Regions from separate parts of the Homo sapiens genome. Here region 2 is linked to region 1. The links are chromatin contacts, found by POLR2A ChIA-PET in ENCODE. All regions are on one chromosome and are shown on one strand. The core of a region is the stretch at or near the end of the contact, and the rest is flanking DNA. Distances in the headings are between cores, read along the strand shown.

What was found. ChIA-PET counts read pairs that join two places held with the same protein, here RNA polymerase II (POLR2A).
Region 2: POLR2A ChIA-PET joins it to region 1 with 10 read pairs in T-cell. The contact joins the enhancer-like site here to the promoter of ICE1 in region 1. POLR2A ChIA-PET finds 5 or more read pairs at or near these places in 2 of 52 experiments (T-cell and activated naive CD4-positive, alpha-beta T cell).

The regions. Positions count from the first base shown.
Region 1 is chr5:5,421,427-5,427,190 of GRCh38, forward strand. ICE1 (interactor of little elongation complex ELL subunit 1) reads left to right here and starts at 1,251. Exons shown (of 19, transcript NM_015325.3): 1 at 1,251-1,573. The coding sequence starts at 1,490. LOC101929200 (a long non-coding RNA gene) reads right to left here and starts at 703. Exons shown (of 6, transcript XR_001742583.3): 1 at 1-703. RefSeq lists enhancers at 1-497, 498-1,008, 874-1,123 and silencers at 1,154-1,483, 1,544-1,683.
Region 2 is chr5:32,273,012-32,278,775 of GRCh38, forward strand. It overlaps MTMR12 (myotubularin related protein 12), which reads right to left. Exons shown (of 16, transcript NM_001040446.3): 2 at 3,671-3,731; 3 at 969-1,111. Among named protein-coding and RNA genes, the nearest start is that of MTMR12, 37 kb to the right of the region's middle. Within about 2 kb of position 3,565, at least 9 of the 41 ENCODE cell types and tissues checked have a DNase peak (open chromatin) inside an H3K27ac peak, as active enhancers do.

The DNA of each region.
Region 1 (5,764 bases), core at 1-2,500:
TCTATCACCGGCAGGTCCTCAGTTAGGTACACGCCTGTCTTGCTTGGGTGTCAACGACAGGAAACTTAGCTATCGCTGGATGTCTGCTTCCGCCACTCCACAGCAGGTGGTATCCAGAGTGTGTAAGCAAGGTCAGGGGTGCGAAATTTGGAGAAGAAAACTCAGAGAAAAATGCAGACTGCTTTTTTTGGAAGGGGTGTTTTCAGTTGCAATTTCCATACTGAGGAGCTAGAAATTGGCTGGTAAGGTCTAGACATTAACTTAACTAAACGTGCATTCCTCCTCTTGAATTTGGACTTTATAAGGAATTTGGATTGTATAACCACACGATGGAAGCTGCGAGAGGCTTCTGAACAAGGTACTGACGGCGACCAGCTGTGATGACTAAAAAGACGATTCTGGTGGTGGTGGATACGGTGGCTGGAGATAAGAAAAACCTCGGTTCAAACGAGATCTGAATTTACCCACTAACTACGACCACGAGGAGTTTATTCCTTTATCTTTCCGTTTTCTCTCTCTCCCGAGAAGTGTCAAAAACAGGATTTGGAGGTGGCAGGATAATGGCCAAAATGGGTAGACAAGGTGGCGAACGATTCAACCAGGCTCTGGGCTTGGCGCATGGTGGGCGGTGGCGCCCACACCTGGGCCTGGGAACCCGCCGCTCGGGCATCACTGGCTGCCGCGGCGACCGGCGAGGACACATGACCGAGGAGCGAAAGGTCAGAAGACAAGGGGACTGTTACAGGAGCAGGGGAGCCGCCACTGGCTGCTAAGGCCGTGCAACTGGCGCCGAAGCGCACGATCTCCGCCCGCCCCGCAGCGCGTCGGGAACTGTAGTCCCTCCCTCTCCTGCTCCCTGGCCCAGGACGGGCTCCGGGACAGCGCCTATCCCTCTAGCTGTAAATCACGCACTTTCCTGTCCTGGACGCCGGGTCCTTCCACTTCTCAGGCGTCTGGAGCTTACGTCACGGGCGGGTCACCGCCCACATAGCGGAGGCCTTTAGGTGTCTATGGAAAGCCTGTCGTACAGCAAGGTGGCAATAAAGGATCGACCCTTAACAGTGGTAGGAATGCACCTTCGATCCTTCTACTCCTATTGGCTGCTCCTCTGTGGGCGTCTCCCCCGCCGCATAGCACAGCTCCTCTCCCGGTGTTGCTCAGGCAGCGCCTTAGGCAGCCCCGCGCCCAGGGGAGGGGCGGGGCGAGCCAGGGCGGGGCGGGGCGAGCCAGGGCGGGGCGGGGCCCTGACTGGACTGCGTCGCGCTCGGGGGCCGCGCCGGGTAGCGTTTCTTTTTAGTGCCTGAGGCAGCTCTGGCTCGGAGAGCCTTTTGCTAGCCCCACGGGGACCTCTGTGCACGGATGGACCCGCCCGGACCTGGCGGGAAGCGGCCTGGCAGGCGGCGGCCCCGGCGGCATCAGCAGAGACAGGACGGGGCCGACGCCGCGGGCCCCTGAGGCGTGCGTGCCCACCGGGCCCGGCGGCGGCACCATGATGCCGGGCGAGACCCATTCGGCGGCGCCCGGGACGGCGGCGGACCTGTCGCGATGTCAGGGCTGCGCCTCTCTGCAGCAGGTGCAGCACCTCCCGGGGCCCCGGGCGCGGGGGGGGACTCGGCTCGGCCGGCCGGGAGCGCAGGGATGTGGGGTCCGGCCGCGCGGGCTGTGCCTCAGTGCGCTGCTCTCCCTTCCCAACCGTAGCTCTTGCTCGCTCGTCTCTCTGCTCTCTTTTTCCTACATGAGTTTTGGGGACGGCTTTCTTTGCTTTATTTAAGCTTGAAACCCAGAGTTCATTGACTGGAATGCGCTGGTGTAACGGTGGGGGTGGAGTAAGCGAGGTTTGGAGGGCCCCCCACCTTCCCTACCCGGCCTCGGAGCTCCCTAGGGCAGACTCCGTAGGTCAGTGAGGGACAGGTGAAACGCCGAGGGCAGTTATCTCCCTGAGGATAACGCTTTGGTCTTCTGGCCCATCCTGAGTATTTGTTGTTTGGAGGCAGAATCTTACGTGACATGTGGGTTGTCTGAGTCTTAGACTCGAAGAGTCTAGGGAGGCGTTTCAGCTTATAGCAGATGTGCCATCCCGAGGCTAATTTTTTAAAAAGCAAGCCAAGTAATTGGTCAAGTAGCTTGTCAGTTGTTTGATAAAAGTAGTTTATGAAAGGCATGCAGAGACTGGAGGTTTCTAACAGCGGCGTGGGCTCTTCTTTAGAGTGACATAAGGGAGAATTGCTAGAGTATGGCTCCAGATCTTATGGGGTGGTACTTGGGCAATAGTGCCCCTCATTTCCCACGACTCTCCTAGCTGCCTGATGTCGGGGGTCTCTTTTAACTTCCTACTATCGCGGTTTCAGTGATAAAACGGAACTCACCAGCACCTCATTACCTACTCTGCCTAGTGTTCTAGGAACTACAGACATTGTGGTGAACAAAATAGGATCTCTCATAAGTAAGATGCATATGTGTGAATAAGGCCTCAGAAGATTTTAGGTGTTAGAAAATAAAGGAGGATGTTGGAATATTGGTCTTGTCTCTTAGCTAGAGTAGTCAGGTAGGGAATTTTTGAGTCAGTAACTTTCAGATATTTGAATAATGGGAAGGATCGGGCTGTCAGAAGAGATGTGGGAAGAGCTTCCTGGATAGAGGGATTAACAGGTGGAAAGGTTCCTTTGGTGAGAAGGAGCAGGGTGTCTTTGATGAGCAGAACATGGTATGGTTGGCATGAGCATAGTGCACACGGAAGATGGTTGATGAGACCAGACGGGAGTGCAGGCTAGGTAGGCCATGCCGAGAAACTTGGTTTGCATTTTAAGTGCAATATCTGTGAACTGATTGCAAACATTTTAAGTGTTGAAGGAAGGGGAGGAAGGAAATGTGCTGCTTTTGTGAGTAGAAGGAGAACTAACAGATCATTGCCTTCACTGAGCTGCATTGTGTAGGTATCTTATAACGCCCCCCCGCCCCCGCCACCACCACCCCAGGAACGTGATTGGAGTTCTCCCGAATCTTTAATACATTGTATTTATTATTCGAGCCAATTCACTCAACAAACATTTATTGATCACCTGCCGTATTTTAGACACTGCAATTATGGCATTAGGGGAGAAAAAGACAAAAATTCTTGATCTCTTGGAGCTTCCGTTCTAGGAGGGTGGCAGGATAAATGAAACAAATGAGTTATGTTAGAGGGTAATGAAAACGTTGTTGATGAATTGAACAGAGATGGGGAGGGAATGAATGGGTGAGGACTAGGCCAGTGGCTGTTGGAATTTAAGTAGGGAGTCCTGGAACGTTTATATTGGAGCAAAGGTGAGAGAATAATAAGCTCTGTAGAAATCTTGGAAGAAAAGTCTCCCATACAGTGGAAACATCAGATGTGAAGAACTGTAGCAGGAGCTGGCTTGGTGTGCTTGGGAAGAGCAAGAAGGCCAGTGAAGCTGGAGCGGAGTGAATGCTGGGAGTCAGGAAGGTAGGAGGAGGGCCTGATTGTGTGGGCTCCTGTAGACCATTGTTGGGGTTTGGGCGATGGAAATGGTGAGTCATTGGAGGCTTTTGTGCAGAAGAACTACTGATGTGAACTGTGCTTTTCAGTCATGGATCTGTTATGGTTAAATTTAGCAACTGTATTCTTCTGGTTGCTTAGGCCAGAAACTAGATGGCATCCTTGGTGCAGCTCTTTTTTTCTCATAACCTGTATCCAGTTTATCAGATTGTGTCCGCTCTGCCTTCATTATTCACCCACTTTTCAACATCTCCACTGCTTCCACCGTGGTGTGAACTACTCTAATGTATGGCCTAGAAATTGAATCTCCTTCCTTCTACCCTTGCCACATTTCCTGCTGTGGGTTCTCAAAACATCAATAAGAGTAATCCTAGATCCAGAGGTCTGCAAACTTTTTCTGTAAGGAGCAAGATCACAAGTATTTAGGCTTTGGGGACTTGCTCAGAACTGCTCAGCTCTGCCATTTTCATGTGAAAGCAGCTGTAGACAATTCACAAAGAAATGAGTATGCCTGTGTTCCATTGAAACATTATAAACACTGGAGTAGGGCCTTAGTTTACAGAGTTCTTCTCTAGGTCAGGACACTATTGCATTTGGATTTTCTGTGGCCTGGAATTGGATTACCTTTTTAGGGGAAAGTTACGAGTAGAGTCTCTGGAGGAATTCTGTAGTTGTGCAAAGTGAGTCTAGAAAAATAGGTTCCTGGCAGTTTATAGAGAACCTTGAATGGTAACCATCATAAATTCTTGTACTTATTTCTGTCAGTGTTATGGGATGGTGAAGGTTTTTGCATAGTTACGTTAGGACAGTGCTTGTAGTAGAAGTAACGGTGGTATGCAGGATGGATTGAAGGGGGGTGCAACTAGGTATGGTAAATTATTTTACTAATACATAATAGTGATAACAAAAGTCTGAAGTAATTGAAGGTTCCTGGGAAGGGGAATAAAGAAGAAAAAGGTTCTGAATATGAGACAGTGTAAAGAATGGGCAGGTCTCATGTCAGGAAATGGAAGGTCCCGAGGTTTAAAACTCAAATGACCATGAGAACTGTGGTAGATACAGGAGGAAGAGGAAATCAAGGTGGAAGGGACTGAAGTTGGAATGACATCAGAACTAGGAGTGTTCAGCCATTTTCAGATTTAATGTTTGTGGAACACAGTGCTTCCAAGGTGCCCTAATATCCCTCAAGGAAATAGCAGGCCAGGTTAGATGTGCACTGTGTTCAGTGTAAGAATTTTATCTGGGCTGGGAGCGGTGGCTCATGCCTGTAATCCCAACACTTTGGGAGGCCAAGGCAGTGGATCACGAGGTCAGGAGTTCAAGAACAGCTTGGCCAAGATGGTGAAACCCCGTCTCTACGAAAAATACAAAAATTAGCCGGGCATGGTGGCATGCGCCTGTAATCCCAGCTACTCAGGAGGCTGAGGCAGGAGAATTGCTTGAACCTGGGAGGCCGAGGTTGCAGTGAGCCGAGATGGTGCCACCACTGCACTCCAGCCTGGGTGACAGAGCAAGACTCCGTCTCAAAAAAAAAAAAAAAAAGCTTATTTGACAGAAGGGAGGTGTGAGGATAGGAAAATGGGGCATTATGTTCTGTCACTTAAAGGAATCTTTGAAACCATGAGGCCAATTCATGGGATTACATGCTATCATTAGAGTCAGTGACGGAAAACCAACTAGCTGATGTGTGGCCTTTGATGAAGGGGAACATGGAATGGTGAGGAAAGGAGAAACAGATAAAGTATGTTAGAGGGTTAAACAGGGAGTGCGTTCCAGAGGGAATCAAGAGTTCCAGAGGGAACCAAGATCGGAAAGAATGAGAATTAAGGAAAAGCAATTCTTTTGGTCAATTAGTAGATAACCGCTTTTTGGAAATAATTTTCGCATGTATTATAACTACGTGAAGTTCCATATTTCAATTAAACTTTCGTGTGAGAGAGAAACTAAAGAGGTACAGAGAGAAGATATTCTGTGCTATAGTTTTAACTTTTTGATCATGCAGAGAATTTACAAGTGTAACATAGGAGTCAGTCTTTCCAATGGTAGGCAACCATATTGGTGTTGTGACTTCATTCTGAACTGTAATGTTAGGCTAACTTGCCTCTCTGTCTTGAATAGTGGTTTGCTTGCACTGAAAATCTTCCTTTCATTTCTTAATCCTCCCTGTCCTTTTTTTCTTTAGTTGTTGAAGAGATAACAGTACCTTTGCAGAGATCATTATTTGATTCAGAAGTGTGCAGATTGACTACATTTTCTGTGTCTTTTGCT
Region 2 (5,764 bases), core at 2,315-4,814, about 27 Mb after region 1:
TCCTAGTGGTATGGGCAGTTCTCTCCTTACCTGATTGCTCATTCTTCATGAATAGGAACAAATTTCACAAGGCTACTGCTACTAGGTTCAGATTAAACATAAGGTGAGCCGGGTGAGGCGGCTCATGTCTGTAATCCCAGCACTTTGAGAGGCCAAAGCGGGTGGATTTCTTGAGCTCAGAACTTCGAGACCAGCATGGGCAACATGGCAAAACCCTGCCTCTACCAAAAATAACAAAATTAGCCAGGCGTGAATGTCACACGCCTATGGTCCTAGCTACTCAGGAGGCTGAGGTGGGAGGATTACTGGAGCCACGACTACGCCACAGCACTCCAACCTGAATGACAGAGTGAGACTCTGTCTCAAAAACAATTAAAAATAAAAAACAAAACAAAAACAGAGTGAACCCAAATTCAAAGGCTGCATTCACCATCGGTTTCATTACTGAACTCAGTTCCTGGGTTTAAGGAAGAGCTTAGTATAGAGAAAACGTGGGGAACTAGTATATTTGGAAGATGTTATTCCAGTGAGTGATATATATTGCACTGAAATACAGAAGAAAATTGAAAGTTGACACATGAGGTCAAAAGTAAGCCAGTATGACATGAGGCACGGGTGAGAAATTTCTTAACGGTCCTGCCACGGAAAGGAGACCCTGAACGACAGAGAGCAGGCCAGTGATGAGAAGGACTCCGTCCTTTGTGTGTATTTATGTGGGATGGTGGGGAGGGTGGGGATGATGGGAAGTGGAGTAACTGAGTAGCTGGGGGAAAAAAGACAACAGAGCTATTTTACAACTGTGCTATTCCCCCCAAACTTCACCAAATGCAGTTCATACATTCAGGATTTCTGTCCTTTGTGTTTATGTGTGTTAGGGGGTAGAGTAACTGAGAAGCTGGGAAAAAAAGACAACGGAACCACAACCACACTGTTGCCCACAAACTCTGCCAAATGCAGCCCATACATACATCATTATCCAATGCAGATTCATCATCACCCAAGAAGGCAATCTTGAAGTCTGTGCAGACAAGCCTCCCATAGACCCCATGCTGACAGGAATCTTCCTGGACATACTTCAGTACTGTGCTGGCTTCACAAAGCAGCTGTTCACCTGGTAGAAACCAAAACAGGTCCTCCTTAGAGTTCTCAGGGAACATACGATATGCAAACACTAAAGGCTTTCCAGCCCTATTTACATAAGGACAAACATACAATACAACACAGGGCTTTAGAACTTTACACTTTTCAGCATGGCAGGAGCTGCAAAAACATAAGAGAGAAGATGCGGCAGAGTGGAAACCACCAAGAAGTGAAATTGAAATGGCTCAGATACACCTCTGTGCAGGACATTTCTCTATCTTCTCACTGGGAATAATGGAAATTTCCAAATAGGTACTAATGATCTGAGCTGCACTTTCACGCAGAAATCTTAGTGTTTTCATTACTTTGACCCAAGCAGATGTTCCATAGAAGCAATACCCTAAGTGAACACAGATGGGCTTGCCCCAGTCTGCCCTAAAAAAACGCAGATCCCAAGCCCACTTTCCTGTGAGAGGGGGCAGCTTCTAATACTGGAAGTGCTGAGAGAGAGTGACAGTGCCTCCCTGGCCATGGGACTTCCAGGCAGCTTCCATAGATCCAGGAGGTGTTGCCGCCTTCCACAGCATGACCACCCTCGTTCTGGCTCCACGCTGGGAAAACAGAGGTCAGAGGTTTGTGGGGAAAAAACGTGTTTCCTCTCTTTCTTAGTTAAGCGTATTTCCTTTCAATGCGTCACCTCTCCTCCTCCATCTGCAGCACCCAGCCGACGTGAGAAGCTGCAGCCCCTGGAGACAGAAAGTATCCCTCCTTGCAGTCAAAAAGATGAGGATTAGGGAATAGGTCAGTATTCTCTGCCATCTGGAAGCAGAGGAGCTCACGGGGGCAGGCAAAAGAGAAGACTATGGGGGAAATGAAAAACTAAGTATAAATGTTTTGCAACAACAACAAAAAAAACCCAAAGGATTTTTCTTCTCATGCAACAGATAACCATCTTCTCCTTGGAATCTCCCACTTGATAGCTCCTTCAAGGTCTTTAAATTTACTTTTTGGCTCAAAATTTATTTAGTCTACCTTCAATATGAAAACGAACAGTTTCAGACACTCAGAAGGGACAAATATTATGGTGCTGTTCTCTCATCTTTCAAGGGGTTAATTACCTCTGGCTGAAACACTAAGGAAATACCGGAAGATGGCTCAGTCACTAGGTCAGCCTCTCAAGAGATCACAGTTTGAAGGAAATAATGAAGACAGGGCCTCATTAGGGTTTAAAATAGTCCCAGAAAAAGTGTCTCTGCCAAGTCCATGGGGGAAGACATGTAAGCAAGGCTTCCTGTGCTTTCACCTCCCAATACTTTTAATGGTGAAATACTTTTAATGGTGAGGCTCTCCCCAAGACCAGGCCAGCCCCGTCCCATGCTCATGTACTAGCGACCAGAAATTAGCATGCACTAGCTAATACAACATTCCTGGTGAGGCCCTCTGCAAACATGGCATGTTGTGCCATAATCAGCTGGTTTATACCAGATCACAGAGTCTAGAAGCACAAGAGTTGGGAGCTAGAAATGATCTTTGTCTAGTTTGTGAAACTAGGCTCAGAGAAGTTAACTGTGAACTCACCGCTGCACACCCACACCTAGATGAGACTGTGAAGTAATTCAGGAGGGGGGAGAATATGCATAATGCTAAGCTAAAAATAAAATTTCTGAATCTATAACACCAAGAAGAGAAAAACAAGAGGAGATAAGGTTTAAGTCATCACTATAGAAAAAAAGCCTTTGACATTTAAAAACATCAAAAAAAGTTATAGAATTCTTTTACCAAATAACGTGGATCAGTCAGAAACTTGCACAGATTTATATCCCCTCAATAAACTGGAATAAAATAAAAAGCAACAGAATAAAGCCTGTATTGTTTTGGGGAAATGTACCTTAAAGAACTTATTTTAAAAAAGCTATTTTGAATTAAGAAAAAGAAAGTAGAAAAAGAATTAAATACATGGATCACAGAATATCCCATATATGGAGAGGATACACCACCAAGTAGTTACTACTCCTGAACATGGAAATGACTAAAACTTAACTTAAGCTAAAGTCACTGTCCTCTACCTCAAAAATATTTAACCAATCCAGGCTCCTTCGCAATGACTGCAGGGCGAAGTGCTGGCAGCCCCAAGGCTGGTAAACCCCAGCATCCCCAGTACACGTGCTCACATGCACAAGTGGGTATGGACTGAGAGGTAAAGCCACCCACCAATGGTTGCCTTGGGAGGCCATAGCAGTTGAATTGTTTTCCTCAATTCCCTACAGATTGGGGATCAGCATACTGGAAGAGGCCATTAGAATGGCCTGAAAAAGTCCTCATTTGCTTGTGAAAGCAGTGAGAACATTCCAGGTTTATTTTCATCAGTTTGGGGGAAGAGGAAACAAGAAAAATTCTTTGCAGATGTTGTAATACTCAGACCCAGGTGTGTAGTTATTGAACTACAAACCTTGATATGTTTTTTCAATTCATTACTGTTATATGTGAGAAGATGAAAACAAAGGAGTTTAAATATAGCAAGGCTAGGGATGATGTAATTTATCATTGGCTTTGCCTTGCATAGGAGTTACTATGCTAACATGACAGTTACCTGGCAACAAGTGAAGAGTTACTTCCTTCTCTGTTACTTCCTTTTCGTTTGTGTGAATTTCCTAAAAGAGAAGAGCAAAGGATATTTTTCTTTGTTTAAGGGTTTAAAATGAATAACATTAAGCCATGCTTTCAGAATACACACTAAAATATCACATACCCTCAGGAGCTTTTCGTTTATGTTACAAGCTACTTTTTTTTTTTTTTTTTTTTTTTTTTTTTTTGAGATGGAGTCTCACTCTGTTGCCAGGCTGGAGTGCAGTGGCACGATCTCAGCTCACTGCAACCTCTGCCTCCCAGGTTCAAGTGATTCTCCTGTCTCAGCCTCCCAAGTAGCTGGGACTACAGGCGTGTGCCACCACGCCCAGCTAATTGTTTGTATTTTTAGTAGAGATGGGGTTTCACCTTGTTGGTCAGGATAGTCTTGATCTCTTGACCTTGTGATCTGCCCGCGTCAGCCTCCCAAAGTGCTGGGATTACAGGCGTGAGCCACCATGCCTGGCCCAAGCTAGATACTTTTTAAAAACAGGAAGTGTTCTAACTAAAGGAAGACAGAAAACTCCAAGTTATGGATATTTAATGTATTAAACTAATTATTTAGGACTGATAACTAGTAGCTGTCCCAAGTAGAGGGGGTGAGGTGGGCACTCCTTATCTCTCCTTATCTAAGGAACAACTTGAAGTGTCACATAGCAAAGCAAGGCTGCTCAAACACAGAATCTGAAATAAAAGAGATGGCCCAGCGTGGTGGCTCACACCTGTAATTCCAGCACTTTGGGTGGCCGAGATGGGCAGATAACTTGAGGTCAGGAGTTCGAAACCAGCCTGGCCAACATGGCAAAACCCCGTCTCTACTAAAAATACAAAAATTAGCCAGGCATGGTAGTGAGTGCCTGTAATCCCAGCTACTTGGGAGGCTAGGGCAGGAGAAACACTTTAATTCGGGAGGCAGAGGCTGCAGTGAGCCGAGATTATGCCACTGCACTCCAGCCTGGGTAACAGTGGGACTCTGTCTCAAAAAAAAAAGAAAAAGAAAGAAAGAAAAGAGACAACACGCCACAGCATGATCCCCTCTCCTTCCAGTGAGGATCAAGGGTTGAAAGCAAAAGATGATGTGTTCTTGAAAGAATATGGACACATAAATAAGGCCCAAAGGTAAGAATAGGAAAACATGAATGTATCAAGTCAGTATTGATCCAGCTAATCTACAGCACACCAGGGCTCAGTAAAGAGAGCTGGGACATTCTTTGTCCATTCAAAGTTACCTAAAACCACAAGACAGTGCCAAGGGATACAGTCATTTCTAACAGAGAATCAAGGCCAGTTTCTGGGTCACTGCTTCTCAGTAAAAATATATTCAAATGCCTCTACTTGGGGCTCAGTATTTATGGGATATTCAAAGATAATTAATTACAAACATGAATGAATGAATAGACCAAAGCAATGATCATATATGGCTGTTAACATAACAAAGAGAGGCACCATGGGCCTCCTAATAAAGTGTGCCACACCATCCAGGAAGTGTTCTTGCCAAAATATCTAACCTCAGTCTCCTTGAACTTCCACAGCAATCAGCCAATGTATCAGAAACACTGGGACAGAGAAACATGTCAAATAATACAGTGGGGATATAATCAGTCAAATTCTGACTGTGAAAAATTCTACAAGACACAACCAGTTTTGTCAACAAATAAAATCAGATTTTTTTTTTTCTTTGGTAGAAGGCCCTGGGTGGGAAATTTTCTGAATTTGTTAATTCAGACTGAAATATGGCATTAGAAGAAACTTGGGTACAGCCTATCTTGAGGCTGAAGAAGAATGTTAGGGCTTTTCCTGAGAACTCATTTTTGAGCATGGTATAAATTGGAGGTGACTAAGATGCCAGTAAACCAAGTCCCTCTGAGGCAGTGTGGTCAGATCACGTGGGAAGCTTGTTATCTAAACACTCTCTGGCACCCATAAGCCTGCGGACTTATAGTGCAGGGATGCAGGCTGGCTCTCTGATTTTGTAAAAAGCTCCCCAGATGATTCTGATGTACTGGTCTGGGGCTTAAGCAAGAGGAACTATTCCTGCATGTTAAAAGCTACGACTGTT